2 separate regions of the Homo sapiens genome follow, and region 1 is linked to region 2. The links are chromatin contacts, found by Hi-C or POLR2A ChIA-PET in ENCODE. All regions are on one chromosome and are shown on one strand. The core of a region is the stretch at or near the end of the contact, and the rest is flanking DNA. Distances in the headings are between cores, read along the strand shown. Region 1 holds the start of LINC01628 (long intergenic non-protein coding RNA 1628). Region 2 overlaps MEIS1-AS3 (MEIS1 antisense RNA 3).

Region 1 (3,603 bases), core at 340-2,839, 500 kb before region 2:
GGTATTAAGCACTCTCACTTTCAGGATGCATATTCTTGAACACTAAGTTTCTATAGTTCTCAATGCAGTGACATCAGTAAAGAAACTCCACACCTGCCGGAGGCAAGAGGTGTGCATTTTGGGCCTGAAGCAAAACCGTACCTACTGGAAACTCACTGGAGCCTACACAGAACTGTTGGTTGCAACAGTGGCTGCCACAGGATATAGGTGTGGCTTAGAAGATCAGATATGATGCTTAAGAGTTATCTAATAAAAAGATTTTCAGATGTGGAAAACCCTTGTGGAGAGGAAATTAACCCTCAAAAGGGTAACACCTCAAGTCTTTAGTTTCTTGTTTCATAGTAGAAATTAAGAGATAGAACTTGAAGGTATGAGGCACAGAAAATCATCATATGAAGGCAGAAGTTGGCTTGTAGATTTTATTTATTAAGAATGTTATTGTTGGGGGAGGATATTTTGGGCCTCTGAGAGACATGCTCAGATCCTTTTATAGAAATCTCTTTAAAATGGCTTCCAAAGACCACCAACTACTGGTACACATGCCCAGTGTAATCCTCTCTCCTTGTTTGTGAGCTAAACCTAGTGACTTGTTTCTAATGAAAAGAACTGTCATAGAACACCTAGTGCCACAATTCATTATTAAAATTTTTTTAGGCCTCACTCCATGAGAATGCAAACTCTAGAAAGGCATGATTTGGCTAACAATCATATTCCAAGCCACAGGACAGTGTTTGGCACATAATAGATGCTCAATCAGCATTTGTTCAATAAAACATATCTCAAAAAGGTATTTATTTCCTGGGATAGAAAAAGGGAAAGAGGAAAAAGCATTAACCCACTGACTTCAAGTCCCCATTAGAACTGGAGTGAGTGAGTGAGCAAGAGAGTCGTGGTCATTATTTAAAACAAGGAAACGTTCAAGCCTACAGGATTTTAGAGTCCTGGCATGGGTGCTGAGGATTTCTCCTAATAACCAGAGTGAAGATAGGTTAAAAAATCCCACATTACATTGGAGACATCATGGTATCTCAGAAAACCTATAAGCTGTTTGCTTAACTTATTTGAGACATTTTGTTTTCTGTCAGGGGAAACAATAATCATGATGTTACAAAGCTGTTGTAAGAAACAGTGAGTTTATCCATAAAAGCACTTTGCAAAATCACAAAGCACTAGACAAGTGTTAGTTGTTATTTGTCCTACGTCCTCCGGAGTTGCCTCTCTTGTAGGTTGGAGTAAGAGAGGAAAGTTCAAAATCCCAGGAACCATTTCTGTCTTTTCATCAGATTCCAAATGAAATAGGTTGGCTTTGCTCCTAAAACAAGGTGAAACCAAGGTAGAGAAGGAGAAGAGAACAAAGGGAAGAGACTTGGACCGAGGCACATACAATAATCTGCCATGAAGAAGTATCATGAAGCCATACAATGCTGCCAAGGACAAGAATGTGATGTTTTCTCATTTGACACATTTATTGATCAATTTATTTTTGTTATGTGGCTTGACAGAGCCTGAGAGGGAATGTGAAAACCTTTCACCCAAGTTCTAGAATGTCTGATATTGTCTTAAAACTTCACATTCCTCTGTGATTCCAATGGACTCATTCAGCCCCAGGTTTGAATTTTTTCTAGTTTTCACACACACACACACCCACAAAAAGGCATAATACCTGTAAGAAGGAAAGCAGTCCTCTAGAATTGAAGTGTTTGAAAAAAAGCTATGAGCTCAATGTTTTGGAGGAAATCCCTTCTATAGCAGTGGAAAGAAGGCAGCTCACTTTGGAGTAAGTGTGGATAGAACTGGAAATAGGAGATATGGGAGGGACAAGAGAAGGCCAATAATCTATGAGTTTATGTCCTCAGCTTTGAATGGTAGGACCGTATCTGCTATTCAGTTTTTGAAATACAGCTGTGCCATGTGGTAAGTATACACCACCCCCTCAGAGCCTACCTCCTGCCTTAGTCCTTCTGACCCCTCTCCCATAAGTCTACCCTGCTGGACCAGCCCAAAATCCAGAAATTGGACAGTTAATGCCAAGCTCAACATGGCACCTCCTGGACTCTCCTCTAGAGCGATGGCCTGTTTTTAAATCTGTACCAGATTGTCAGGTTGCACTAGATATGTTCAAGGAGGCTGATATCACTCCTGTATTGGCACTACTCTATACTTCCTCCCCATCCTGGTTCCCACTCCCCAAACATAGGTGCACACACATGTACGTACATGTGCACAAACGTGTACATACAAGTCTACATTTGCACACACCTGTGCATACATACATGCACACAAACATGCACATGCAAATTTATGTACAAACATACACACCTGCACGCACACATATCCTCACTTTGCCCCAGCTTCACCAACTTCTCCTTGCTCTTCTTTCTGCTAGCACTGAACCTTCACACTGGGACTCAGCTGCCATGCTTCACCTTGGGTATAATGATGACAGAGGTTGAGAAAGGTGACTCCCTCCATTGATGTATTTCGCCATGATTACCTCCCACCAAATGATACTAATACTCCTGAAAATACTTAACATTTATAAAATGTTTATTTTCTGATTCATGCCAAAGTACTTGTAAGCCTCCTTTTTTCTCCTATGAAAAATGATACCAACCATATCTAGTTCACAGATTTGTTGTGAGGAATAAATAAGGGACTGCATCTACAGGATTAGCACAGTGCCTGGATATAGCAATTGCAACAAATAGTAGCTATTGATATCATGGTATTTGTTATTAATATTAATTTTATCATTCAGTTTTTGAGTTGTGAGTTCCTATATCCTTCTAACTAACTCATCACATTTTCAAAATGATGTCCTAGTAAAGGAGAAAGAATCTGAGAAAATGTTTCTTCACTTCTTTTTTTTTTCTTTTTACTAGTAAAGCAAAGGAACGGGCAGAGGCAAGTGTGCTTAGTATTTTATGGTTAAATTTAAATTAACTTAGCAGCTGACATGCATAGAAAACCAAAATAAGCTATGACTTTTTAAAAACTATTCCTTCACAATGTGAAGGAATTAACAATTGCAATTAACAATTAAAATAATTCCAAGAGTTGTAATTTGGGAGGAGGATGATTTGCTAAAGCAATTCAAGGTGCAGCCTCCTTTCAGGAAGGTCATTACAGACTTTGCTTGTACCTCTTTTGGAACACAAAGGCCATGTAAGACACCTATTACCTTTCCAAAGAGGACATTATCAAAGTCTAAACTATGTCCAAAGTGTATTTTACACCTAATAATTAGGACTGGATGAGCAGCTAAGAAAAAAAAAATATGAACCTGCTTAAACTAAATTGGTTCAGCTCTAACTGATCTAATGCAGTTTTCCAAAGAATAATTGATATTATATAATTGTAACTGCCAGTTTATGTCAGAAAAGTGACATTTGATACTTTCTTGCTAACCAGCCTAACATCATCAATTAAAACATCACTTCTACAATGACATTTCACTAGTCAGCTTAACATCATAAATTATGACATCACCTCTTTCATGAAACCAGAAGATTGAAGAAAGGCGACTGACTGAGAAGCTATTCCTACTGGAAACTAAGATTCCTCTTTGATTTGTGCCTTTAGAATCTTTTTTGCTCTGATTAT
Region 2 (3,449 bases), core at 583-3,082:
GAGCTATCTAATGAATAAGGAAAACATCGAAGGCTTCCTGCGGCGCAGAAAGAATTCTAGCAGCGTCAAAAACATAAAGGAGCAAAGAACAAGAGGAAGCTGAAGGACGCCTGCTGAGTAGTTATTCACTTGTGAATATCTGAAAACGTGCTTTTCTGTGCCCTTATTTAAAAATGAAAAACAAATATCATCTTTCTTTGTCCTTTTAAAAAAATTAACGTCAGAATATGGCTATGCTAGCTAAACATCATTTTTTTTTTTCCAGGCGATTTATGCGAGAAAGGGCCAATTTGAACACTGGTAACTAGTGGGAGAAATAAACTTATAAGCCACAAACACATCGGTTCGCAACCGAGCCCACAGCCCCGCGAGGCGCCCCTTCTTCCCAGCTCCCGGAGGATAACTTCATTGACTGGCAGGTCGGCGGCCACTTCTGGGAGGGCCACTGTTTACCGAATGAGAACCTCTCATGGCACAGTCCTTACAGCAGGGCTGCCCTGTCGCCCTTGCGCGTCCGGGTGCCGGGTCCCGGCGGTGTTCTGCAGCGCGATCCGGTCCCCGTGCCCTGAGCCACCCAGAGCCCTGGGCCTGCCTGCACCCTGGGGCGCGCTGACTCCCTGGGTCGGGTGGGGGTCCCGGCAGGATGCACTTCCAGCTGCGGGGTCCGCGGAGTTTGCTCGCACCTGGTTTGGCGCAGGGACGTAGGTTTGGGGGACTGTGTCCCCTGGGAAGAGCAAAAGGTGAAAAGGTCCCCTCTCCCACCAGTGTGCCCCATCCCCGCCAGTTTTGACTGCGATCCTATTTTTCTCTTTGGGGGTCGCCTCAGCCTGTGCCGGAGGGAGTTGGGAGTTGGTCAGGCTTGGGCAGCGGTGGGTGGCAGCCCGGGAGCCGGAGCAGGAGCGCGAGGACCCGCGGACTGGGGCGCAGCGACGATGGCGCACCGGCTTCTGTCTTCTGCTGCTTTGGGGCTGAGCATCCGAGGGCGCCTTTCTCCCCAGCTGGACTCGGGGACGCCGGATCACCCCGCCACCTGCCTCTTGGCCTAATTCTGGAAGCTTCTCGCCTCCGTTCCTGGACGGCTCTTCCTCAGGGGCAGCAATGAGCCCCGGGGTGCGCTCATCTCCTCCGAGATCAATTGCTCTACGATTCCTTTTAGGACTTGCAGGGGGGAGAGGTTGGGGACCCCGGCCCCAGAGTGGCTCCTGCGGCACGGCGGCCCACTCGGAGGGGTCGCAACAAGCGCGCATTTGTGGCCAAGGTTGTGATTTCAGGTGCGCTAATGGGATCAGACGTCCTGGGAGAAGCGTGAGGGGATTGGTGCCGTTCCTTCTCCCGGCTTCCAGCGGCCGCCGGGTGGAAGTGGGGACACAGGAGGGCCGCGCTACGGGCGCCCAGCGCGGGCGCTCACACCTCTTGAGGAGGCGTGGAACCCAGCGCCCCAGGTGGGGGTAGGGCGCGGGGGTATAGGTAGTGAGGGGTGACGCTGGGAGAGGACCGGGAGACGGAGGAAAGGAGACAGCCGGGGACACTACTGAGAGAGGGAGTAAGAGAGTGCGCTGCAGAACCGGGGACAGAGCGGCAGAACCGACCGAGAGCTGGAATTGGATTGCGTCCTGTCCCAGCACCAGGACACAGATAAACAGCCTCCCAGCACTGGTACTCGCCAGAGAAGGGGAAACCCGCGTCCCGCGCTGCTGCTTTCTGCTTCGGAGAACCTTATCTAGACTTTTGCATAATTGCGTGTTGGCTTTCCTAAATAATTCGGAAGAGCGATTTCTGCTTCCACTTGTTCACATAGGCAAACAATCCCTGTGGGGAAAATGTGTGTGTGTGTGTGTGTGTGTGCGCGCGCGCGCGCGCGCGTTCCGGTGACAATTGAGGCCAGAGGCAAACACATCCTCTTTCAAAATGTCCCTTAGGTGATCCCGTAAATGACTGTCCTGCTCTAGGCAGTGGGAGTCATCATCCACTGGGTAGGGGGCTGTGATTACTCTGCCTAGGGACCACTTTTCACAGCTCCTTCCCCACCGTAGATAAGGGTGTTAAATCAAGGCATTTAGTTCTACTTTTCCATTGCACAGATAAGCAAGCTGAGACCCAGATAGGTTAAGTGAAGTATCCAATTTCTTCTCTCCTTTTCTTTTCTGTATGCCTCAAGATGGTTTTATACACACACACACACACACACATACATACACACACACACACACCCTGAACTACGAAAAACATCACAACTACGGAAGAAACATTTTTTACTCTTCTTATTTCCTAAGAAGACCAAAAGTCAGAGCTTGTCTTCTGTCAGAAGCAGATGGGTGTGTGATGGCAGTGTGTGAGTGTGCAAGTGTGGGGGGGCTGGGCGTTGGCGCCATCCTTCCTCCTTCCCTGCTCCATCCCTGACTCCATCACCGAGCCCCTTCAGGGAAACACAAGGCAGGAGGTTGTACCGCTATGCAGAAGACCCCTCCAGGTAGGGAGCTTGAAGAAATGAAACAGCAGGGAGAACCTGTATTTGGTGGTGAAAGTGCTGGAATCTTCTAGGCCTTGCTCATCTCCAACCAGCTACTTCTCCAAAATAAAGCAAAACAAAACAAAACAAAACAAGGCAAACAACAACCACCACAGGCCTTTTGCATCAACTTCCTGTGACTAAGTGACCCTAAGCAGAGAACTGGCTCAGGTCACTTAGGGCAGGGGTAGGACATTGAAGGCCTTATTTACTCCAGGATTAAAAACAGCATCCCCTCTAACCCTGTCTCTCTTGGGCAGCCTGTCTTTTAAGGATGTGAAAAGCAGCTTCTTGGAGTCTAAACAGGCACAATACCCCACTGGGATGTTTAGGTATCAGGTTCACAAAAACAGCATTTTACTCCTGCTTCCCCGAACCCCTTTGCAACCCAGGCTACCATACTCTTTGCAAGAATATCCGGTATCTTTTCCGGGCAAAATGAATTGAGTTGGCACTTCCTGAAATATTTTTATTTTTAGCTTCAAATAATTTTGCTCCTAAAACAAATTAGTTACTTATCCTCTTCTCACCATGCCCTAATTATTTTTAGCTTTATTCTAATTTTTTTTGTTACCTTGAATTTTGTCTTGATTTGAGAGTTTGGTATAGAATACTTGTTTGCAGACTGGTAATCTGCAGTTTATTTTGTTTTTAAAAAACTCTGTGAAGTTTACTGTTGTTTTAAAACTCATGGAATATTAACAAAAAATAACCTAATAATATTCTTCGAGGCTTAAACTTTGGTTATAGTCTATGTCCTAGCCTAGCTTTTATGATAAGCCTGTTGCATTTTAAAGGTGCTTATTGATTCACATGTCTTTCAGTAAAAAATCTTTTGAGGAACCCAGACTTTTGAAAGCTATTTAATTTGCATGTATTTGGTCATTACAGGCTAAAACTGAAGAATGAGTTTGGAAATTGGTTCTATTAGAAAACACTG

Evidence for each region. A loop is a pair of places that touch in the nucleus more often than their neighbours do. ChIA-PET counts read pairs that join two places held with the same protein, here RNA polymerase II (POLR2A).
Region 1: a loop to region 2 is called in a map of PC-9, with 4 times the contacts of the local background. The contact joins the promoter of LINC01628 here to the enhancer-like site in region 2. A Hi-C loop is called at or near these places in 1 of 168 maps with a recorded cell type or tissue (PC-9). POLR2A ChIA-PET finds 5 or more read pairs at or near these places in 2 of 52 experiments (MCF 10A and OCI-LY7).

What each region holds. Positions count from the first base shown.
Region 1 is chr2:66,920,476-66,924,078 of GRCh38, reverse strand. LINC01628 (long intergenic non-protein coding RNA 1628) reads left to right here and starts at 1,589. Exons shown (of 3, transcript NR_110600.1): 1 at 1,589-1,777; 2 at 1,857-1,914; 3 at 2,387-2,569. All of the region lies in intron 1 of LINC01799 (long intergenic non-protein coding RNA 1799), which reads right to left.
Region 2 is chr2:66,423,979-66,427,427 of GRCh38, reverse strand. MEIS1-AS3 (MEIS1 antisense RNA 3) reads left to right here. Exons shown (of 4, transcript NR_046438.2): 4 at 266-3,449. Among named protein-coding and RNA genes, the nearest start is that of MEIS1-AS3, 7.8 kb to the left of the region's middle. Within about 2 kb of position 1,832, at least 5 of the 41 ENCODE cell types and tissues checked have a DNase peak (open chromatin) inside an H3K27ac peak, as active enhancers do.